5 separate regions of the Homo sapiens genome follow, and all the other regions are linked to region 5. Evidence: chromatin loops called from intact Hi-C (ENCODE). Cell type or tissue: A673. All regions are shown on one strand.

Region 1 (5,000 bases), 330 kb before region 5:
AGCAGAGCTACTGATTTGTGTACATTGATTTTGTATCCTCAAACTTTACTGAATTCATTTATCTGATCTAGGAGCTTTTTGGCTAAGTCTTTAGGGTTTTCTAGGTAGACAATCATATCATCAGCAAAAAGTGACAGTTTGACTTCCCCTTTACTAATTTGGATGCCCTGTATTTATTTATCTTGTCTGATTGCTCTGGCTAGGACTTCCAGTACTATGTTGAATAGAAGTGATTAAAGTGGGCATGCTTGTCTTGTTCCAGTTCTCAAGGGAAATGCTTTCAACTTTTCCCCAGCATAATGCTGGCTGTGGATTTGTCATAGATGGCTTTTAATACCTTAAGGTATATTCCTTATAATGTCTGATGATCTGTCACTGTCTCCCATCATCCCCAGAAGGGACCATCTAATAGCCAGAAAACAAGCTCAGGGCTTCCACTGATTCTACATTATGTTGACTTATATAACTATTACATTATATATTATAATGTAATAATAATATAAAGTACACAATAAATGTAATGCACTCGAATCATCCTGAAACCACACCCCAATCTACCCTGGTCCACGGAAAAACTGTCTTCCACAAAACTGGTTCCTGGTACCAAAAAGGTTGTGCACTGCTGCACTAAACCATCCTTAGAGTAAAGAATTATAATTATTCCACGGTAGAAATGAAAAAGCAGAAGTTGCATGGCTCTCCCAAAGTCACATGGTTAATAAATGATACACTAGAATTTGGATTTGCTGATCTTCATCTGACTCTTCAATTTTATCAGCTGATATTGTCATTGTTACAAAGCAAAAATCGATGTAATTTTCCTACAACCGTATAGTTTTGTTCATAAACATTAAGTGAAAGCAGCCCGCTGAGAGTTTTGCTAGGCAAGGGGTGCAAAGGTGAACAGGACACATTAAACTCATGTGCTCATACACACACAGATACACATACAGACACGCAAAGCATTTGCCTAAATTAACATTTTAAAATTAACAGAATTAACCCAAGGATTAGGTTTGAAGATTCCATCCATTAATTTTACATAGCCTTAATCTAAGCAAAATGTATCAATCTAAGCAGAGTCCTACAATGTATGCATAAAACTGCCATATCTGGGTAACTTAAGGGAAAATTCTATTGTTGGTTTCCCTGTATACAATTAAACCATTTGAAAAGTAGTTGTTTCACACACACATTCTTTTTACTTATATATTTTTATTTTCCTAAAGGCTATGTTGAGATTAGGCAGAGCATCCTAATGTGTGGTCTATGGCTACGCCAGCACTAAAATCACTTTTGACTTTTAACCTTTTCAAGTTTTGCTGAATTCAATATTTCAATCAAACCCTGAGAAAATCAGGGTTCCACAAATGCCAGCCCTTCCTCTAGAATTATACTGGAAAATAAACTTTTAAATATGTTTAAACTGTTTTAAAATTTGTATATACCAACCAATATATTAGTATGCAACTTCATAAACACTTTGAACATGTATAAATGGCTGTTTCAATTTTTCATCTCAGCTTAATATGTCATGTTTATATGGTAACATGCATCAGCTCCTAAAATGAGGTGACAATTCTATGAGTTATTGAAGCTCTCAGGGTCATTTACATTTCTGCAACTGAGACTATTAGGGAATCCCTAGTCTTATAACATCTACTATTCTCATATTACCCTCAGATAATTCAATAATAAAATGATTTAAATTGTGCACCAAAGAACTCAATCTCCAAGGAAAAGATTTTCATTCCAATAAATGCATTCTAAAGAACATTGAGTAAACGAAAATAGATTTAGAGAATTTGGGCTTTTGAAATATCACTGCATTGATTTTCTTCACATTTCCTAGTTACAAAAATAATCTTTAGGTAGAAGAAAATTGTCAAGGTATGAGAAATTGAGGGAGAATTTGGTATCTGAGATTGGATTCGACCTGAGATCTAACCCCAAATGTTCTGACCTTACTCAGTTTCTTTCTATGTAACATTTGGATAAATATCCACCATAGGATTTTTATGAGAATTTGTGAGATTTTTACTAGAACGTAAGAAAATTAAATAATATAAACAGATATATTAAATGAACATAATAACCATAATAAATACAAAATTTATAACATCCTAAGAGACACCATGAAGGATTTTGAAAAGCCATAAATATGGCACTTTATAGCTTGAAGCTGGATAGGGCCAGATAGCCTTGTATCTACAAATGGGGTTTTTGTCTATTCAACTGGTTATTATCCTCAACTCTAATCTTACCAATTTCTCCAAGTCTCTCATACCTGGCCTAGCTACAATCATGACTTGATCTCTCTTTCTCTTTCTTCCCATGACTCCTGATAACCTTTCGTGCCACAACTCACCCTTCCCCCCGCCGCTACTTCCAACATAGCCAAGGGATGCTTCTCTCACTTGGCCTTGTGCAAGCTCACTTGGAAAGCCCTCTGCTGCCCCCGTCAGTCATCGTGAGGCAGCGCCCACAGACTCAAGCTTCTCTCCTGTCCAATAAACAATGAAAATTTGGTTTCTACTGGGTTGTATTAAAAGGAAATTTAATCTGAACTTTACAACAGCAGAGATAAAGAAAACATATTGTGTTATGTTAATTTTTATGGGTTGCCTGTGCAATATCATCCTGAAGTATGTTTCTAAGGCATTACAGGGAGTGACAGAGAACCTCCTAATTCATCCAAACTCTTTACAAAGCTGGCAAGCCCGTTTGATGAATTCCAACAACAGATTCTAGGATGGTCTTGTGGCTAAGTAAGATGATAGTAAGGTGGGGCACTGAGAAGCCTGTTGAGTTTGCAGCTCAGTCCTCTACAAACAAAACAGACAGAAAGAGAAAATGAGAAAGAGGGAGAAATAAGAGCAAAGTAGTGATTAAGAATTTTGAAGTCAAACAGACCTGACTTTGCTCTCCCTGATAACTGCAACTTTGGACAAGATACTTACACTTTCCAAACCGGAGTTTCTTCTAGAAAATGGTAATAACTACCTCATAGCATTATTGTGAGTATTAAATTAGATTATGCATTGCATGACCTTCAGTAAAGTGCCAGAACATAGCACTATCATTACTTTAAACGGTTTTCAGAAGTTTTTATCTGGCTTTTATGGAATGTGACGGATGGCAGAAATAATACAAATTTATAATTATATTAAAGCCTATCAAGATGCTACTATATTTAGAAGCTATATCTGTACAAAGAACAAATCAACACGAAATATGTTTTAAGAAATTACAACCTTATGTATTCTGTTTGAATTGTAAACTTATTATTCATTTAAAACACTTGCTAAGGTAATTAAAAGCCCTAAGTATAACAAACAGTATGATCTTTTTACTGTGATCATATCAAAGTTTCTGGCTTCTTTACAAAGAAAAAGAACCAATTTGAGACAGATGTTTTGTGTGAGTGTTTATTATGTTTACATATATCTTAGTTATAAAGCAACAAAGCCAGGAAACCACTGTGAATAAGCAGGATGGCGGCGGAGTTTATAGACCTAATGTAGTAATTAGAGCCACACTAACAGATTTGAGAGAGGAATTTGTTGTAGTTATGTGCTGTAAATGATTTTCCATCATACTTCTATCTCTTTATGTCAGGTTCACTCATCCTTTCACCATATCCATGCCAGATGATTTTTTTTTTTTTTGAGACAGAGTCTTGCTTTGAGACAGAATACAGTGGTGCCATCTCGGCTCACTGCAACCTCTGCCTCCCAGGTTCAAGCTATTTCTCCTGCCTCAGCCTCCCGAGTAGCTGGAACTACAGGCCCACCATGCCCAGCTAACTTTTGTATTTTTAGTAGAGATGGGGTTTCACCATATAGGCCAGGCTGGTCTCAAACTCCTGACCTAGTGATCCACCTGCCTCGGCCTCCCAAAGTGCAGATTATTTTTTTTTTTAAGTTTCAAGGGGAGGGCCATCTACACCCAGTATATCTCTCAGGATATTCACAGTGTTGCTTTTCTCCACTCTCTCCTTGTTTCCAGCTTCCACACTCGATTTCTCACCGAGATTTGAATCCCAGTCACTGAACTCCCTTGTATCTCTTTCTCATGACTTTCCTTTTACCATTTGGACTTTAACTTTTCTACCTGATTATTGACTTAGTTTAAACCCCAGGATTCCAGGCCCTCGGACTCCCACCTTCCACTCAAAGTCAGACTGGTCCAGCCCTTCTTCTTATATTACAGGAATCTAGATAAAAATACAGTAAACCCAAGAGAACAGTACTAAACATCATATGATAGACACACATTTTTTAATTGCAAGTTACTCCTATGCTATCATTATTTCTTATATCAGGACATTTGTAAATTTACAGCAAATACAGTATCACAGGGAATATGCACAAGTTTAAGATGAATCCCCTTCCTGAGAGGTGATTAGATATAAACAAAGAAGTTGAAAAATGTATACAATATTGAAATCTGACTTCAGTTCACTTGAGGACTTCTAATCTGGCCAAATTCATGCTCTAGTCTGAACAAAAGGCAAAATATTCTTTAAAAATTATTTTCACAATGTCGTATGTCAGGAAATGAAGGAAAGTGATCCCTGAAAAAACAGAAAGCAAATAAGGTGATCCCTATATAATTACTCAGCTTATGTTCTTAAAAGGTTTTAAATTATGGTGCAGGTAGAAGAAACCTAAGCAAAGCACAATGAACCATCTGACTTGAGGAAATGGAGCTAAAAGTCTGTGAAGGTGGCTACAGTTCTTAAGACAACGCACAAGAAAGGAGAAAACTGGACAGAGGAGGAACTCCTAACATTTGGAAAGAGACCTCCTCAGCGTTCAGCTGAGTAATGATCAGCAAATGCATTGAGGCTAAGGAAAGAAGCCCCCAAAAGGATTAGTGGTTAACTGCGCCCAACATTCACGCAAGACAGGCATAGAATAATGCCTGTTCCCACTGGGGAAAATAAATATCCTCATGACCCACTTAGCATTGGGTAGATTATACAGAAGGATCTTGCC
Region 2 (5,000 bases), 1.7 Mb before region 5:
GGAAACAACAGGTGCTGGAGAGGATGTGGAGAAATAGGAACACTTTTACACTGTTGGTGGGACTGTAAACTAGTTCAACCATTGTGGAAGACAGTGTGGTGATTCCTCAGGGATCTAGAACTAGAAATACCATTTGACCCAGCCATCCCATTACTGGGTATATACCCAAAGGAATATAAATCATGCTGCTATAAAGACACATGCACACGTATGTTTATTGTGGCACCATTTTACTTTCTTAGTCCAAGCCTCCAAAATTAGGGATTGATTATCCTTAGAGGCACATTAGGCTCTGCCAGAGAATTTAAGAAATCAGAAAATACAATAATAAAGGCTTTCTTCCTTTCCTCTTTTCTTCCTTCCCTTCTTTTTCCTTCCTTCCCTCCCTCCCTCTCTCCTCCCCTCCCCTCCCCTTCCTTTCCTTTCCTTCTTTATTTCTTTTCTACTTGCCTATAGTTCTGATTGAAAACAAAATGTCTTAAAATAAAACATTACATCTTCTTCTTTTTTTTTTTTTTCGAGACAGAGACTTGCTCTGTGACCCAGGCTGGAGTACAGTGGCGCAATCTCAGCTCACTGCAACCCCTGCCTCCCGGGTGCAAACAATTCTCCTGCCTCAGCCTCCTGAGTAGTTGGGATTACAGGCACCAGGCACCACACCTGGCTAATTTTTGTATATTTAGTAGAGACGGGGCTTCACCATGTTGGCCAGTCTGGTCTCGAACTCCTGACTTCATGATACACCCACCTTGGTCTCCCAAAGTGCTGGGCTTACAGGCGTGAGCCACCGTGCCTGGCCTACATCTTCAATTTTATATTTTTATTTGACCAAACATTTAGCATTAAAAGTTCCATTTCATGAAATGAGCAGTTGAAGAACATTTTAGGCAATGAGGACTCAATCATGACTAGAACTGATATGCTTTTACCTTTAGGAAGTTTACATTTTAGTTTCAGGATCCAGATAATGAATACATAATTATATTTCAAAAATCATTTCTGATAATTATAAATGCAAGGAAGAAAAATAAGCAAATAACACATGACAGTCTGGGTATTTCGTATGAGTCTCCTCTACCTAAGTTGGGCAGATAAATATTTCTGAGGAAGTTGTTTTTGAACTGAAATCTGAAGAATGACAAAAAGCCATAAAGCAGGCCAGGCAGAGTTTTGGTAAGGAGAGAAAATAACAAGTACAAAGACTGAAGATGGAGAAATGGTAGTGCTAATCAAGGAAAGAAAAGAGTGGCACTGTGGTAGGTAGAGTCAGGGGAAGTGGCAGTAGGCATAAGATACACTTGAAGTGTTAGGCAGAAAATAAATTATGTAAGACTCTCTAGGCAGGTCTTCTGACAAGTGTGGACTTTATTCCAAGTGGAGTTGGAAGCCTTCAAAAGGCTTTAAAAAGGGAAGTCACAGGATATATGCTTAAAATATTCTTGCTCAGTCGGGGAACAGAGAGGAGGAGGAAAAAGTGTCAACAGAGAGGCTGCTTATGGGCTATTACAACAATTTAAGTGAGAGATAACTGTGCTGGGAAGCAGAAATAAAGAAAGTAAACATGCTTGATTAGACTGTAGATTATATGAGATTGTAGAGTGTAGTAGCTAAAATCATTGAATCTGGAATAAAAGTGGCTGGGTTTAAGATCTAGCTTTAAATCATACTAAAATTTCAACATAGGCAAATCCTTTAATGTGTCTTTGTGTTTTCTCATCCTTATCACATAAAGAATAATAGTTCCTAGCTGTTTTATGAAGATTAATAAAATGTTCTCTATCAAGCACTTGGAACGGAGTCTGAAACATAGCAAGCGGGAAATATATTAGCTATTGATGCCACTCTTTTAGAATCAGTAAACTTACCGATTAGAAATGAAGGAATAGGAGAAGAAAAAAAATATCAAAGAATGTTGGATTGAATATTGAGTAAACTCTCAATATAACATAACTTCATGGTATGAGGAAAGAGTGTCAGGGTAATGATAAAAGGTAAAATGGTCAAGAGCTCTTTTGTAGGTATATTTTACTTATATGTGCTGGATGTTAAAGTGCAGCTCTCAGGAAGCATATTAGATACATGAGTGTGAAACCTAGGGTAGAGAGTAAAACTAATACAGAAATTATCTTCAGGTAAATAAACAGTATAAAATGAATTTAAGCTTGGAGCTTGCTTTGGGATAGTCCATTGGAAAAGATAGAAGCCAAGGATTAGAGTACTGTTACACTACTGTATTTTGAATTCAAGAAGGGGAAAATGATACAGCAAGGAGGCTGGCAAGGATATATTTATTACATTCACATGAAGTAGAATGTAAAGTTTATATTAACTTTAAAGTTAAAATGAAGATAATGAAAAGATGTTTTGCAGTAGCATGTGACAGCTTGTTCTAGATTCTCTGAACCCTTTAAGGGGTGTTATGGTAAAAATATTGACAGAGCATGATACTTTCTCTAAGATAAAATAGTTTCTATTTCTTATAACAGAAGTCAACCATGACCTTTATCTCTATACTTTAGGCCTCACAAGATCATTGAAATCACAAGAGTGAAAAGGTTACTCAAATATGGAAATAAAAAGGGCACTGTATTTTCTATATTATAATTTCCTCCGTCTCCAGCTATGTCTTCTTCATCTGTTTTAGTTAACTTCTTCCAGATATTTTTTATAGGAAACTAGAATTTCTGTCTTTGAAAATTTTTAAGTATTAAACAAAATAAGACTATTACTATTTCCAGGAATAATTAATTTATTATAATTAAATTTAATAAATTATCTTAATAAGTTAGAAATAAAATATTCAGAGAGAATATTGTGTCAAGATTCTACATGTTCTGTTCTATTTCTACTATTAAGGAACCATAGCTTCCTGTTAAAATACTTATATTCCTTGTTAAAACATAACAGTTCTAACTGATCATATTCACTGTACACTTACTATCTGCTGACATTATAATAATAGCTTTCTAATTATAAATAATCAGATGATTAATATTAATTCAGAAACAAATATGTGGGCTCTGCAAAAATGGAACTTTATGAGAAAAGAAAGCAAGGTCAGAATACACGCAGAAGGATCCCCCAGCCAGCAGGGGGCGCAGCACACTGACGCAGAGCCTGAAAGATTCCCCAGAAGTTCATACCAGAACTAGGATAGAAGATTGAGATAAAAAAAGACAAACATCTTTCCAAGCTCTCCAGTGATAATTCAGGTATTTTTGCTCATATTAAGTTTTTAAAAGAAACACGATAGTCTAGTGATAAAATGCACTGCGTCTACTGACAAAGATTCTCTGCTTAGCCAAACCTTAGTCAGGCTCCTGAACATTCTCTGAACATCGGTGTAGTGCCTTGTAAAATCCAATTTTAGCAATCCAATTCTAACTGACTTTGCTAAGTCAGTTTGTCAAGACATCCCACCCTAATATCTGATCTCCCTTTACATCTGATCAGGTTCCTCATTTTCCACTATCCCCAGGTGATTCGAATTACCCTGGTTTGTCTTCAGCAAGAATACTGTTAGGTCACTTTAGGCAGAATCCCTCTTACCCCTTGTGTTAGTTCGTTCTCACACTGGTATAAAGATACCACCTGAAACTGGATAATTTAGAAACAAAAGAGGTTTAATTGACCCACAGTTCTGCATGGCTGGGGAGGCCTCAGGAAACTTACAATCATGGCAGAAGATGAAGGGGAAGCAAGGCGTGTCTTACATGGTGGCAGGCGAGAGAGAGAGCAGGGGAAATGCCAGAAACTTATCAAACAACTAGATCTCCTGAGAAATCCCTGACTATCATGAGAACAGCATGGGGGAAACTGTCCCCATGATTCAGTCACCTCCCACCAGGTCCCTCCCTTGACTTGTGAGGATTACAATTCAAGATGAGATTTCAGTTGGGACACAGAGCCAAACCATATCACCTCTGACTTTCTCTTAGTAATTTTTCATCCACTGACCCCCAACCTGATCCTTGGTTATAAATTCCCACGTACTCATGCTGTATTCAGAATTGAGTCCAATCTCTCTTCACCACTGCAAGACCCTGTTTCAGTGGTCCCTATACCTATCAGGATGGTCCCAAATAAAGTATTTCTTACCATGTTGTTACAAGTGTCATTCAATACTTTTTTTTAACACCATACAGACACTAAGTTTTTGTCTTGACTCCTTACTTGGTAACCATGTGGCTTTAGACGAGTTACTTTCTTTGAGCTTAAGTCTCTCTCATTTGTAAAAGAGTAATAAGTATTTATTTCATACTGTTCCTGGGAGGATAAAATAAGATATTAAATGAGCAGAAGCCTTGACATATACTAAGCTGTCGATACATGTTCATATTATTAATATTCAGAAAATGACAAGTCACTGTCATTATCTTTTATTACTTTCATTCAAATAACAATTGAACCAACTCTTAACCAACCTTCTAGGGGGAAGAAATGGCACAGATATTTTAGAAGTACTGGACTATGTATTCAATACAGGTGCTCAGAAATAACTCTGAGCACATACAATAGTCTCCTCTTGTCAGAACGGTATACCTTCCAAGACCCCCAGCAGACATCTGAAAACCATAGAAAAAGTGCTGAAATGTAAACACACACACACACACACACAGTTTTTTCCTGTACATACACACCTATGATAAAGTTTAATTTGTAAATTAGGCAAGTAAGAGATTAATAACAATAACTAAGAATAAAAGAGAACAACTATAACAATATACCATAATAAATGTTAGGTGGACATGATCTCTCTCTGTTTCTTTGCAAAATATCTTATTGTACTATACTCACCTTTTTTTCAGATTGCAGTTGACAATGGGTAACTAAAACTTTGGAAAGCAAAACTCAAGATAAACATGAGGTACTCTATTCACATATCATAGAATAAGGAAATTGAAAGTGAGCTGGGCCTCACAAGCAAGACAACTAATGATTTAAAATTGTTCTTAGCCAAACTATACTCTTGTATTCAACTTGATTGCATTTGTCCTAAT
Region 3 (5,000 bases), 890 kb before region 5:
GGATGTGAAGGACCTCTTCAAGGAGAACTACAAACCACTGCTCAAGGAAATAAAAGAGGAGACAAATAAATGGAAGAACATTCCATGCTCATGGGTAGGAAGAATCAATATCGTGAAAATGGCCATACTGCCCAAGGTAATTTACAGATTCAATGCCATCCCCATCAAGCTACCAATGACTTTCTTCACAGAATTGGAAAAAACTACTTTAAAGTTCATATGGAACCAAAAAAGAGCCCGCATTGCCAAGTCAATCCTAAGCCAAAAGAACAAAGCTGGAGGCATCACACTACCTGACTTCAAACTATACTACAAGGCTACAGTAACCAAAACAGCATGGTACTGGTACAAAAACAGAGATATAGATCAATGGAACAGAACAGAGCCCTCAGAAATAATGCCGCATATCTACAACTATCTGATCTTTGACAAACCTGAGAAAAACAAGCAATGGGGAAAGGATTCCCTATTTAATAAATGGTGCTGGGAAAACTGGCTAGCCATATGTAGAAAGCTGAAACTGGATCCCTTCCTTACACCTTATACAAAAATCAATTCAAGATGGATTAAAGATTTAAACGTTAAACCTAAAACCATAAAAACCCTAGAAGAAAACCTAGGCATTACCATTCAGGACATAGGCGTGGGCAAGGACTTCATGTCCAAAACACCAAAAGCAATGGCAACAAAAGACAAAATTGACAAATGGGATCTAATTAAACTAAAGAGCTTCTGCACAGCAAAACATAATAATTTTTTTAAAAAAATACAGTATAATAAATTCAGTACTCTAAAAAGGTATGCATGAAGGATTTAAGAATCACAAAGGAAAATCAGCCCAACTGTGCTGGAAGAAGAGAGCAAGAACTTTACAAAATGCATAGCTACTGAGAGGACCACATCTTGAGTTAACCTAAAAAAAATTATGGGTATCTCCCATTAAGTCTGATTTCTCAAGGAGCACTCAAGGTATTCTTACAAATATTTGTAGTACGCTCTATCTTGGCATGCATTGTTGCTTCCACCACAGTGTTGAGAGTGAATGCTCCAGTGCATAACTTAAAGAGATGCCTTTTTCTTAATCAGAACTGCATTACATACTAGGACGTTGGCGGGTTCAATGTAATTACAAAATTACAATTTTGTAATGTTCAAAATTCAGCTTAAAAGAAACGAAGTAATCTCCCAGACTTCTTATTTTTTATATTCTGTTTCATCAGCATAGTCCTGGTTTACACCACTTGTCCCAGTGTATTTATAAATAATGCTTCCTTCACTCTTAAAATGACCCAGCTTTTAACAATTAATTACATGGTCACCCTACTTGTACTACATTTTGCTGCTATTCCAGTAGGGAAAAAAATGGGCTGGGAGCTAGAAAGTAAATGTTTGAGTTCCAGCCCTGCCATTTACTTTGGGAAAATGACTTTATCTGAAGTTATTATAATGATTAAATATCATGATTGTAGCAAAAATGTAGAGTGTGTAAAGGGTAATCTACGTGTTTTGTTAATCTTCATAGTGTCGCAGTTAACATCATAAAGTTTGAAAGTAGAAAACGTGTAAAGATAAATGTAAATACACATTTACAAATATTGTTTTCCAAATATAAGTGATTATACTTGATTGAGCTACCAATGTTTATGTTTCAGTATCAGACTTAATTGTCCTCCTAACCAATGGGCCAATGGGGTGTAGAAAGTAGTAAGAACCCGAATACATGGGCCCAAAATTAACCGTGGTGTTACTGTGGATACATATTTACAGCTTAAGAGTTTTAATTTCTTCACCTCTAAAATAAAACACTTGAGCTTTTTTTTTTTTTTTTTTTTTTTTGAGACGGAGTCTCGCTCTGTCACCCAGGCTGGAGTGCAGTAGCGCCATCTCGGCTCACTGCAAGCTCCGCCTCCCATGTTCACACCATTCTCCTGCCTCAGCCTCCCGAGTAACTGGGACTACAGGTGCCCACCACCACACCCGGCTAATTTTTTGTATTTTTAGTAGAGACGGGGTTTCACTGTGTTACCCAGGATGGTCTTGATCTCCTGACCTCGCGATCCGCCTGCCTCAGCCTCCCAAAGTGCTGGGATTACAGGCATGAGCCATGGCACCCGGCAGAGCTAAGTATTCTTAATCAAAGTGTGGAGAACTTTGTTTTGAAGGAGAAAAATGTGGGGTCCCAGTTTGTGGATGAGATTTACAAACAGCCTTGTATACTTCCTGTGATTTGGTCTTGAGGTCTCTTTTGAAAGTGGGTATAATTATAGCCCTGCCCTGATGGGGCTCCAGGGGATGTGATCATGGATATTCACAACGTGTCTTTCATGGGACACTTTTTCTTTCTGGTGGATGGCCTAATGCATAAGTGTCTCATCCATGACCAGGTATGCCTTGCACAGAAAACTTTTTCATCCTGGCAGACACCTTTACAGCTATTTTTTGACCTATGTCCAGTTTATTCCTACCAAGGTAGCCACCCTCTAGGGGAGCCCTGACCAGGAGGAGAGTTAAGTTTGGGAGTGCGGGTCAGGTGAGACACAGAAGAGGCAGCACAGCAAAACACATGAAGTAACAGAAACAGTATTGCTTACAAATCACAGACAGAAGAGGGCAGCAGACCTCGTAGAGCCTATGGGAAAGGGAAGCTGCTCTGGACATGTGAGCCCAACCAGAAGGTGGAGAGCAAGAGAAAGAAAGCGAGAGACCTATGGGCCAGAGGCTTTATTGGGATCCAGGGTGTCACCCACAAAGGTTTCCTTTGGAGAGTTCTAATTGGTAGATTTAGAGCAAGCAGACAGGAGCTCCATGGAGTCACGCTGTAACTGAGGGGTGGTCACTGCAGCCTATCTGCTCAGTCCATGCAGCGTGTGGGGGTCAATGGGGCAAGTCGTATAGGTTGTATCTAGCTGTCCCATAGGGAGATGGTCACCAGGAGGCAGTTTTATAAGGCAGATATCTGGGTCGACCACCTTTAGGAACTGGGAGAAGGTGGAGAACTGGAAACTGAAGGGTGACTAAGCCCCAGTTCTGATATGAGAAAATCCAATCTATATTTAAAATGGATGCTGAGGCAACATAAAATTGTAAGAACTCACTACAAACCTGAATTCTGTTTCATCCAATGTAAAAACCTGTGCCAGGCTGCTTCAGTTTCCCTGGGTGCTACAGCGAGCCCAGCAAGTGTACGCTGGCTTTCTGGGATCTAGCAGCCCCAAAACTTGTTAACATAGAGCTGGTTGATCTCTAAGCCCCCAAACCCTCAAATATCACAGAGGGAAGTTGTATAAATAAGTATTGATTAATTATTTAAAAACAATCATTTAGGAGGGCATAGAAATCTGTATTCATTTCCTAGGACTTAACAAATTTATTCTCTTACAGTTCTGGAAGCCAGAAGTCCAAAATTAAGGTGTCACGGTATCTCTTTGAAGGTTCTGGGGAGAATCCTTCCTTGCTTCTTCCAGTTTCTGGTAGCTCCAGGTGTCCCTTGGTTTGTCAAATTATTTCTGAGCTTCAGGCCATAAATACTTTGGTACCTCATAGTTATATAATCATTTGCTTAAAACTTAATAATTAGGAATAAAACATCTAAAATTTAACTTTCAAGTTTAAAGTTAAACAAAGAGAAGCCAGGCAGTGTTCAAGATGAAATTTTAATGTTGACATCAACTGACTGATGATGAATAGTATAAACCGTAAATTACTAATTGCATGCTATGCTAAATATATTTCTATGAAAACTCTGTTACATTTCCTGAACAGTTTCATTCATAATAATGAACTAATTATACTTTAGCATCTAATGAACAGAACTAAATGAGCTGCATTCAAAAGCCACAGCTTTTTTCTTTCAATATATGTCTTTGATCGTGTAATAATGTTTTCTTATAGAAGCAAGAGGGAATCTAAGTATGTTTCGAGGCACTAAAGGCATCTAATATTATTTTCCATTCTTTTGCCCAAATTTTTGTATGACAAAGTGTCTCTTTCTCATAAGTGCACACTAGTATTCTACTAATGTTATTAAAAAGCTAATTCTTTTATTAAGGAGAAACATAAATATCACCTATTGAAAGCTTTGTGGAGTTTTAATCACATTTTTAATTATTGGGAAACAGAAGCCAATCTTATTTAAAACTAGTAATCAAATATGTAGATCAATGCTATCCATCGGTTATATAGAAGTAGTTACATTTTTATACTGAATGAAGGTAGGGCTAGCACAAGCTACTTTTACTGCATTGGGATGCATACCACACCTTCTCCTGATCCATAAGCCCAACTCCCAAACTCACTCATTCAAAAACAGCCTAGTGTGGTGAACAGGAAATGGGAACAAGTAGCCATTGTGCAAACTGCCAAGTTCTATAATAAAGGTCTGAGCAGGAGGCATGGGTACCTCTGGTATGGTGGATGCTATGGCATTCTGCTTTCAGGTCCTCCCAGTCTCTGCTTTAAGGACTGAAGGGACTTATTCCCTCAGCTGATAAAATATGAGTTATCTACAGCTCCCAGCTGAGTCCCTCTCTAAAACTTGCCCTGGGGCTTGCCCATGTCACATTTCTTCCTGGCACAGTCCACATACAGTCACTTCTCAGTATTGAGGCATAAAGGCCCAGTCCCCTTGTCCCAATTCAGAAAAACCCTGAAGGGTCATGCTAGCTCCAGAGCTTCTCATAGAAATGGCTGAGCCCTTTGTTGTGACTGCATCATAATTCAACTTCTCTCTGGACAGTACTGTTTCCTTTCTGCCCTTCCACCTACACAAGTATCGATTCTAAGGACACATCCCCAATAAACTTCCTACATGCAAGTCTCTGTGTTAGAGTGTGCTTCCTAGGGAAACTCACCTGTTATATCTGGTCCAGGGAGATTAAAGAACACTTTTTAGATGTTTTCTAATTTGAGATTTATCTCTCAGTAAAAATAAGAGTTTCTCTAATAAAGGATCAGAGAAAAGAGTACACTCCATGCCAAACAAACAAACAAACAAAAAAAAA
Region 4 (5,000 bases), 410 kb before region 5:
GTGGGGGGAGGGGGAGGGATAGCATTAGGAGATATACCTAATGTAAATGACAAGTTAATGGATGCAGCACACCAACAAGGCACATGTATACCTATGTAACAAACCTGCACGTTGCCCACGTGTACCCTAGAACTTAAAGTATAATAAAAAAAAATATATATATATATATATATAAAGATACCATCTGTTCCAACTGCCAATGGAAGTTATTTCTCCCTTCCAAGGTCTGTTGGCCAAGAGCTTATCCCTTATTTCCTGCAGGCTTTCAAAAGCATCATTAGGTTCCCAGTCAACATTGGACAAGGAATCTATTCTACTTATTTTCATTACTTCTAACAATTGGCTAATTTTACACTTCTAGTCAGGAGATTCCCCTTTACCATGAACACAAAAATCAATGGAGGAAGGGAGACTTGTGGCAGGACATAGGAGTTCTGTGGAGAAAACATCTGAATTTGTAGACTATTCAACAACAAGAGTTAACAGATATTAGATGCCACGAGGCTATAGAGATAGAGAGATTATAGCAGTTATCACTTTATTAGAGGAAGCGGCCAGAAAACTTCCAAGAAATGTATGTGTCTGCAAAAATTAGACCAAGAAAGAGTTTTCCAAGGAAAACTTTAGAAATTCTACTTCCCGTAACACTAGGGTCATCAAATTCTGTGGCTGGTAGTGTAGTAAATAAATACCCATTTGTTCGAATTCAAACAAGAGTTGGCGATGTATTTTCATATCAGATCTTATGGAACCAAATGAGTGAGACGTCTAAATGACTCTTCTATACAGTGACAAGTAATTTTAGTGGCTAGTGAACTTTAAAATTGTACAATTCCATTTATTTTTTCACAAAGGTACATTTCTTTGAAGTAAACTCACTTTGTTTAAAAAGTTGTTATTCTATTTAGGACATACATGCTGTTTCAACTTGGAACATCTCTGAAGACAATGCTCACTAATTCTTCAGAAGGTGAAAAAATGTAAACAAATTTCTCAGCCATGGGTTATTAGACTTTCCCACCTTCTCCTGGAATCTGTTAATCTAAAATTGACAGTACAATTAGCTGATAACACCTAGTTTAGCTGTGGTCGGTGAAGTTTTCACATAGATATATTTAGAAGTGAAAGCAATCCACGTGGTGTTAAGGCTTTGGTTTATTTGAAGCCCTGATGAAAACAGGAAGACGACTTGAGGCATGAATAATATATCCACAGTTTACACATGTCAAAAGTCTAGTCATGTATTTAAATAATTAAATTTGTAATCTTGTCAAAAGTAATTATCAAATTAATGTGGAGTGTGAATTGCTACATTTGAATGATCTTAAATTATTAAAATTACGTCCCTCTGAAAGATAGTTTGAATGATTAGACACCTAAACATAGGTTTAAAAAGAGGAGACAATTGGCTGAGCGTGGTAGCTCACGCCTGTAATCCCAGCTACTTGGGAGGCTGAGGCAGGAGAATCCCTTGAACCCGGGAAGCAGAGGTTGCAGTCAGCTGAGACCGCGCCATTGCACTCCAGCCAGGGCAACAAGAGTGAAACTCTGTCTCAAAAAAAAAAAAAAAAAAAAAGAGACAATTGCAGATAATGTGATGTCCTCAACCCATATTCCAGCCCCTTAAAATAAGTACCTCCTCAGCAGTACACATTCAAGAATAGCTTGTCTGGAAACATATCTGCTGTTTGAAGTCCCTGAACTCAGGGCCCTATAAATATCTGTTCCTAATGCCAAACAGAAGGACTAAGATAAAGAGTTCTCTCAATTAACCACCTTTTTCAGTTAATACATTTGCATTTTTATAATATTTGGGCCCATTTATAAAATAATAAACTAACTGTAGAAAGTTGAAGAAGAAAAGCAAAACCACTCATTCTTCCTCAAAGAAGTAAAATCTTGGTAAACCTATACATCCTTTTCCACACACACACACACACACACACATATATATATATAATTTACTTACAGAATTGGGGACTATTCAGGGGAGCATGTATTTCTCCGAATATATATTGAAAAATTTCTCAATATTAAATGTTTTTTCTCGAGCAAGTATTATATATGCTTCTATATTCATCAATAAATATTTTTTATTGTTAGATGGTGATGAATACTGAAAAAAATATATAACAAGGTAAAGTGAAGGGAGAGTGGGGATTTGGAGGATAACACTGTAACTGTGAGTGCTCACAAAAGATATCACTGATCGTATGACATTTGAGTAGAAATCTGAAGCACAGTGCTGAAAACCTGACCAGAAGAGGGTCTGACATTTTCAAGGAACTGCTCAGAGTCCAATGGAGCTAAAGTGGGTCAATCAGGAAGAGTATCAGGAAATGAGTTGGAGCAGGAAATAAGATATATCAAATGCTGGATGTAGAGATGCTAAGTAGATGGGAGTATTATGTTGGGTCTTTTGGACATTGTAAGGACTTTGGTTTTTACTCTAAGCAAACTGGGAAGACACAGGAAGGTTATGAGCAGAATTCCATTTCAAACAAATCAGTTTTGCTTCTCAGTGGTTAATAAGGAGTGCAGAGGTGTAGTGAAGAAAGCAAACCAACCAACATAAACCGTAGAGAAATGCGCAGCAATAATTCAGGTGAGAGCAAATTGTGGTCTGGAACAGAAGATTAGCTGTAAGGATAAAGAGGAATATTTGAGTTCTGGATTCTGTTTGAAGGTAGAACCAATATATTTGCTGATAGATTTGATACCAAGTCAAGAATAATTCCATAATATCTGACTTAAGATTGACCCTGAAAGAAAGTCAGAGGTGAACTAATCTTCCCGATAGAGGACCATACAGTAAATATTTCAGGTTTACAGATCATACTGTCTCTATCACAAGCATTCAGCTCTGATGTTGTACCATGAAAGCAGCGATAGACAATAAATTAACATGTAGTTGTCTTCTAACAAAATTTTAATTATAAAAACACAACCGGTTAAACTGGCCCAAAGGCCACAGTTTGCTAACCCTTCAATTGAAGTTATAAAATTTATGAACATAGAATTGCTTATAGTATTCTTTATTGTCCAGGAAAAGAGATATATCTGAGGTTTAGCCTTACCCCATTTATGGTCACTCATTAATTTTTGCTCCCTCCCCATCTGTCTACTGTTGTTTACTTCCCAGCTAGAGATGGGTGTGTGTGTGTGTGTGTGTGTGTGTGTGTGTGTGTGTGTTTTCCTTCCAGAATTTTTTCATTTCAGTGAGTGGGATACAGAGCTAGACTGTAGTGAACTTATTCAGTCTTGGATAAAACTAGAATCTTAATTTTTAAATATTAATCTTATTTTACATTCCTTGGATAAACTCCACTTAGTTTTAGCATATTATCATTTTTATATATTGCTGGATTTATTTTGCTAATATTATACCAAAGATATTAACATTAATGTTTGTGAGGGATATGATTAAGTAGTTTTCTTTTCCCATAATGTCTACCTTCTGGTTTTTCATTAGGATAATACAGTAGTATCCCCTTATCCATGGTGTTGCTTTCAGCAGTTTCAGTTACTGGAGGTCGACTGTGGTCTAAAAATATTAAATCAGAAATTCGGTAAATAAAAAATGCATAACTTTTAAATTGTATGCCATTCTGAGTAATGTGATGAAACTTCTCACTATCCCACTCTGTTCCACCAGGGACAGGAAGCATCCCTTTGTCCAGCAGATCCATTCTGTAGAAACTGCCCACCTGTTAGACATCAACATCTGCTTCTGACATCCAACCATCAACATCATCATGGCTTGATGACCCAGGATCACCCAAAGCAGATGACAGCAGCCTCATGTTACATCACAATGCCTATGTCATTCATCTCACTTCATCTCATCGTGTAGGCATTTTATCAACTCACATCATTCCAAGAAGGGTGAGTACAGTATAATAAGATATTTTGAGAAAGAGAGACTACAGCCACATAATTTTATTACAAAATATTGTTATACTGTTCCATTATTATCGTTGTTAATCTCTCACTATGTCTAATTTGCAAATTAAACTTTATCATAGGTATGCATGTATGTGAACAATCATATTACAGTAACCACATGGGTTGGTAATACCCACAGTTTTGGGCATCCACTGGGGGTCTTGGAACATACCCCTGCAGATAAGGGGGAGACTAATGTATTAGTATCATAAAATAAGTTAAGAAGCTTGCCCTTTTTAATTTTCTGAAAGAGTTTATATAAAATGAGTATAATTCATGCCTTAAGTGTTTTATACCACTCACCTATGAAGCATTTGGCCCTACAGGTGTTTCTAAAATATAAACACATTTAATTTTTTTCTTGCATTAATTTTGGTAGCCTGTTCCTTTCAAGGTACTTACCAATTGTATATGTTTTTAAATATAATGAATACATTTTTATCAATATTCTTTTATTATTATTATTTATTTTTTTCTGAGATGGAGTTTCACTCAGTCGACCAGGCTGGAATGTGGTGGCACAATCTTGGCTCACTGCAACCTCCGCCTCCTGGGTTCAAGCAATTCTCCTGCCTCAGCCTCCCGAGTAGCTGGGATTACAGGCACCTGCCACCATGCCTGGCTAATTTTTTGGATTTTCAGTAGAGACCGGGTTTCACCATGTTGGCCAGGCTGGTCTCAAATTCCTGACCTCGGGTGATCCGCCCACTTTGGCCTCCCAAAGTGCTGGGATTACAGGTGTGAGCCACCACGCCCAGCCTCTTTTATTATTTTTAATGTATGTAGGATAAGTAGCTGCCTGTTTTATTTCAGATACGGTAACTTACGTCATCTCTTTTTTCTTGCTCAATCTAACTAGACATTTCTCAATTTTATTGCTATTTTGAGAAACCAGGTATTGGCTTCATTGATTTCTCTCATCCCTTTTTAATAATTTTAGTACTTCATTATTTACTTTCTTGTACTTATTTTGGGTCTGGTGTTTTTCTTTTTCTCTTAAATTGAAAACTTAAATAATTGATTTTAGGCCTTTATTATTTTCTAAAATAATAAAT
Region 5 (5,000 bases):
GAACTAGACCCCATTTCTCATCATTCATCAAAATCAAATCAAAATGGACTAAAGACTTAAACCTGAGACCTGAAACTCTGAAACTACTAGACGAAAACATTGGGGAAACACTCCAGGACATTGGCCTGGGCAAAGATTTTTTGTATAAGACTTCAAAATCATAGACAACAAAAGCAAAAATAAACAAATAGGATTATATTAAATTAAAAAGCTTCTGCATTGCTAAGGAGACATTCAACAAAGTGAAGCGACAACCCACAAAATGGGAGAAAATATTTACAAATGATCCATCTGACAAGAAACTAATAACCAGAATATATAAGGAGCTCAAACAACTCAATCACAAAAAACAAATAATCTAATTTTAAAATGGGCAAAAGATCTGAACAGACATTTCTTAAAAGAAGATATACAAATGGCCAACAGGTATATGAAAAATGCTCAGCATCACTAACCATCAAATGCAAATCTAAGCCGCAATGAGATATCTTACCCCAGTTAAAATGGCTTGTATAAAAAACAAACAAACAAAAAACAGGGAATAACAGATGCTGGCAAGGATGTGGAGAAGGAGCATCCTCATACGTTGTTGGTGGAAATGTAAATTAATACAGCCACTATGGAGAACAGTATGGAAATTCCTCAAAAAACTAAAAATAGAACTACCACATGAACCAGCAATTCCACTGCTCGGTATATACTCAAAAGAAAGGAAATCAGTATACTGAAGGAACATCTACATTCCCATGTTTATTGCAGCATGATTCACAATAGCCAAGATATGGAATCAACTTAAGTGCCCGGCAACAGGTGAATGAATAAAGAAAATGTGGTGTATGTACATCCATATGACAACATGGATGAACCTGGAGGATATTATGTTAAATGAAATCAGCCAAGCACAGAGAGACAAATATTGCATGTTCTTAGTCATATGTGGGAGCTAAAAAAGCGGATCTCATGAAGACAGAGAGTAGAATGGTGGTAACCAAAGTCTAGGAAGGGTATGGAGGAGGGAGGAATTAAAGGAATTTTTTAAAAAGAATATAAATACATTTATTAACACTGAACTGTATACTTAAAACAATAAAGATGGCGAATTTTATATATATTTTGACCTCAATAAAAAGTCCAATTTTTTAAAAATCATGTACATTATACATTTATTCATTTCTCAAATAATTATTGAGTACCTCCTCTGTGCCAGGTACAGTTCTGCATTCTAGAGATAGGCTCACAGAGCAAAATCACTGTGTGCAGGATGATGCTTACATTTCAGTGGAGGGAACAGATTAAAAGCAAATAAATACACACCATAAGGCCAGATGGTGAAAAAAAAAAAAAAAGCAACGCAAAGGAATGGTAGTAGAAGAGCAAGTGGTGCTATTTGCCAGGAAAGACCTCTAGTATTTTGCCATCTGAGTCTAACCCAACCCTTTATTTGGAAAGTGCCAATGTCAAACAATATAACTCCTTCTCAGTTCATTTCTATTAACCTTGTAACAAGGGTACAAAAAAAAAATCTCCCAAACTCCCCAGCTGAGTATAACCAACAAAATCTCGAATACTTAGCCTTGCCAGTTAAAGCCAGCCAATTTTTGCAAAATATGCAATCTTTATCCCAAAGCCAGGTTGGGGAACCAAGAAGAAAGATTAAAGACATGGTCACACCCTTTGAGTATCATCAGGTGCTGCCCAGCATACTCCTCACTCCTATATGACACTTTTTATTTCTCCAGCTTGCTTAAAAGACTAGGTGGCTTTATATAGATACAGAACAGAGGTAGAAAAACAGCCTGCGATTCAATATATGTCTTATAAACTATTCTGTTGTTTTGTCTTACCTGTTTACAATACACTATTTACTTATTTATATTTGTACAAGACATCCCGTAATACACTTTAGTCCAGGCTTTTGTGGTGTGAGAACTTAATATATAAAAATAAAACTCAATATTTTCATATATTCAATTATATAGAAATGTTTTCACCCCCCAAAACGTGCCCTGGGAGAAATACCAGATTCTGCGAGCTACACTGTTTATATCTTTGTTTGTCAGAGCCACTTGTAAGCTGCAAAATAATCCTTACTCTTTTCTTGCTATCTCTTAACATGGATGAAAATCTAGCATATGACGTATATCTTCCACCAAGGAACAAATAATCCCAGAGGGCAGAAAGTCTTTGGTTTTATTTGCATCTATCTAAATTGACTTATGCAGAATTTGTGTTCCCTCCCACCATTTTAATAAGTGTTTACATACTATCACTCCCCAAAGACTCAGCTGATAAAATTCTGTCTTGGAACTAATTATACTTCAAGACAGTCCTACTCTCCACGGATATACTTGAGACAGAAACTTCCAATCCTGATATTTAAAATGAATTCAGAGCTCCTTCTTGTGGATTCCATATGTAAATGCTACTACTTCCTAAACAATGATCAATTCACTAGGGAAAAAATAACCTAAGTGGTACCATTCTTTGTAAAAATATTCTCAGATTTAGGAAACATAAGTGTGTAAAATTGGCATCTCTGCCTAGTGTATAAACTTTACTGGCTAAATGAATGCTCATTCATGTATTTAATTTCAGATTCGATCCTGTTGTTGGGTTGTTTTCTTGCTGTTTCAATATTCAGTGAATACTTTCGCATATGCTGCCGCTTTGAATACTGTGGGGTTCTGAGACTCAATGAATATGCAGCACCGCCACTCGTGAAGAGTAACATAATGTGTTATGGTATCGTCCCTACTTTTTATTTTAAAGGATTTTCTATCTTGGTGTGAAATGCTGTACATAACAACCAGGACTTAGGGATGCATGCAGGGGCTGCTTCCTGGGCCAGTTGCCAGTGCAGCCGCCCAGGGATTCCCATTCATAACAGCCTCTCGTTTGGGGTTTAATGCGCTGCAGTCTTTGTCTTAAAATTCTTACCAATGTTATCTTCCAATTCGTTTTTTTGTAAGTAAAGTCTGATGGCACAATCGAGCATGTGCCAGAGGACTTGAAGCCTTGGCTCCAGAGCAGTCCTGCCTCCCACTGCCTTCCTGGGACAGACTCTGGCCTGCCAGGCTCTTATCTCCAGGGTGCTCTGAGCCCCACCCAACCCTCCATTTCCATTCCCATCACCACTCAGCTAGTGCTGCCACCCTCCACCTGCAGTGGAGGCCTGGGTATGGGCATGAGGAGCCTTCAGAGTCATGCATATGAGAACGCACTTGCCCATATGTCAGGGAGGGACATGGCAGTGGCCAGGTCCTCTTTCTGGGCTGGCAGCTCCACAGCACACTTAGTAGGAGATGTGGTGGGGGGCTAGGCTTTTGCCTAACCCAATCCAGGTACCTTATGTATCATGGTGAGGAGGTTGCAATCCCTTGGGGATCACCTGTCCACTGTTGGTTAAAGCAAATGTTCCAGAGGAAAGGGAAACAGATTTCTCTCAGTGGTTTGGCGCTAGTGGGAGGGGGACCCCGGCAGCTGGTGGGCACAAGCATAAGTCACAGGATGGCGTCCCTCAAGTGTCCCCGTGCCTGAGGCAGTACAACATGAAGTAGCAAATAAAAGACACTGTGACAGACCAAGAGAGATTGTGGAAGAAAAGGGAAAGTTTTTTTATTTTTAAACAAGGGCCCTGCATTTTCATCTTACACTGGGTTCAGCAAGTTGTGTAACCAGCCTTGATTATATGCTTTCGCCAAACTTTTCCCAAAATTCTGTATCTTTTTCCTGTCAAATTATTTTTCTAATTGGAGGTAGAGAAGCTGTTATAGATTAAGAATGTATGAAAAGAATGATTCATTACTGGCCAGTCCAGAGGATGTGGTCTATAACTCAACCCCACAAGATAAAACTCTAGCTTCTGAGATCACCTTTGTAGCTTTGATAAAATATTTCATGGGCTAGAACCAGTTGCACATAAAGAACCCACCATGCAAGCACGTGTAGGTACCTTAATTCTTTTTTGAGATGTTTGCAATTGTGAATCCTCATCTGTATGTAACAGAAGTGTTAGCACTGACTGGGGATATGCCAGTTGGTTGAGGCTTAATAGCCCACATTTTCTAAATAATTAAGAATGAGGCAGGGTGCAGTGGCTCACGCCTGTAATCCCAGCACTTTGGGAGGCCAAGGCGGGTGGATCACCAGAGGTCGGCAGTTCAAGACCAGCCTGACCAACATGGAGAAACCCCATCTATACTAAAAATACAAAATTAGCGGGCGTAGTGGCACATGCCTGTAATCCCAGCTACCCAAGAGGCTGAGGCAGGAGAATCACTTGACCCTGGGAGGGGGAGGTTGTGGAGAGCCGAGATCGCTCCATTGCACTCTAGCCTGGGCAACAAGAACAAAACTCTGTCTCAAAAAAAAAAAAAAAAAAAAAAAAAGAATGAGCTATAAAAGGTATGGAATAAAATCCAGGATATGAGGTGATGTTTTTAAAGCATTAAAGAAGGGAAATAGTGGAGAAAGATTGAAGCATGGCTTTCAGATGAAATGAGGAACAGACTTCCAGGAGGTGCAGAGAGAATAAGAAAACATATCTTGGGATATGAGAACAAAATTATATTGACAAAATGCTGACTGCATCTGAAGCATTGATGAGGAGGAAAGCAGGGAGGCACTGAGATTCAGGGATTAAAATGGCATAATCTCAGTGACAAGTTGGCTGATATTGCATTTAGTATTGAATTAAAAGAAAAAAAGATTAATGAGAAAATGGTGATTGGCACAACTCTAACCTAATGTGAAAAGATAGAAACTTTAACCCATAATAGAAAATTAGTTTCATGGTGTATAGCCATAGATAGATAGATAGATGATAGATAGGATGAATAGATGATAGATAGATAGATGATAGATAGGATGAATAGATAGATGATAAATAGGATAGATGGAGATAGATATAGATAGATATAGATAGAGATGATAGATAGATAGATAGATAGATAGATAGATAGATAGATAGACAGATAGATAGAACTAGGGACTAGATAACT

Evidence for each region. Peaks named below come from ENCODE experiments on the same cell type or tissue, not always from the same donor. Only the 100,000 strongest peaks of a DNase experiment are listed, where the experiment ranks them.
Region 1: a loop joins it to region 5, with 5 times the contacts of the local background. A loop is called at or near these places in 2 of 110 quality-filtered maps.
Region 2: it touches region 5 in a loop (6-fold over the local background); 44 of 110 quality-filtered maps call a loop at or near these places.
Region 3: a loop joins it to region 5, with 9 times the contacts of the local background. A loop is called at or near these places in 8 of 110 quality-filtered maps.
Region 4: a loop joins it to region 5, with 5 times the contacts of the local background. A loop is called at or near these places in 12 of 110 quality-filtered maps.

What each region holds. Positions count from the first base shown.
Region 1 is chr2:34,010,365-34,015,364 of GRCh38, reverse strand. All of the region lies in intron 4 of LINC01317 (long intergenic non-protein coding RNA 1317), which reads right to left. Among named protein-coding and RNA genes, the nearest start is that of LINC01318, 54 kb to the left of the region's middle. In A673, a CTCF peak has its summit at 2,473; a DNase peak (open chromatin) is centred at 2,444; H3K27ac peaks cover 652 bases.
Region 2 is chr2:35,408,731-35,413,730 of GRCh38, reverse strand. No RefSeq gene overlaps it. Among named protein-coding and RNA genes, the nearest start is that of MIR548AD, 60 kb to the left of the region's middle. In A673, CTCF peaks have their summits at 2,881 and 3,082 (motif pointing right); a DNase peak (open chromatin) is centred at 3,100.
Region 3 is chr2:34,568,303-34,573,302 of GRCh38, reverse strand. No RefSeq gene overlaps it. Among named protein-coding and RNA genes, the nearest start is that of LINC01320, 110 kb to the left of the region's middle. In A673, CTCF peaks have their summits at 2,417 and 2,621 (motif pointing right); a DNase peak (open chromatin) is centred at 2,642.
Region 4 is chr2:34,090,085-34,095,084 of GRCh38, reverse strand. All of the region lies in intron 4 of LINC01317 (long intergenic non-protein coding RNA 1317), which reads right to left. Among named protein-coding and RNA genes, the nearest start is that of LINC01318, 25 kb to the right of the region's middle. In A673, no CTCF peak of the experiment used is centred here; no DNase peak of the experiment used is centred here.
Region 5 is chr2:33,678,926-33,683,925 of GRCh38, reverse strand. No RefSeq gene overlaps it. Among named protein-coding and RNA genes, the nearest start is that of LINC01317, 25 kb to the left of the region's middle. In A673, a CTCF peak has its summit at 2,421; DNase peaks (open chromatin) are centred at 2,355 and 2,775; H3K4me3 peaks cover 654 bases; H3K27ac peaks cover 1,250 bases.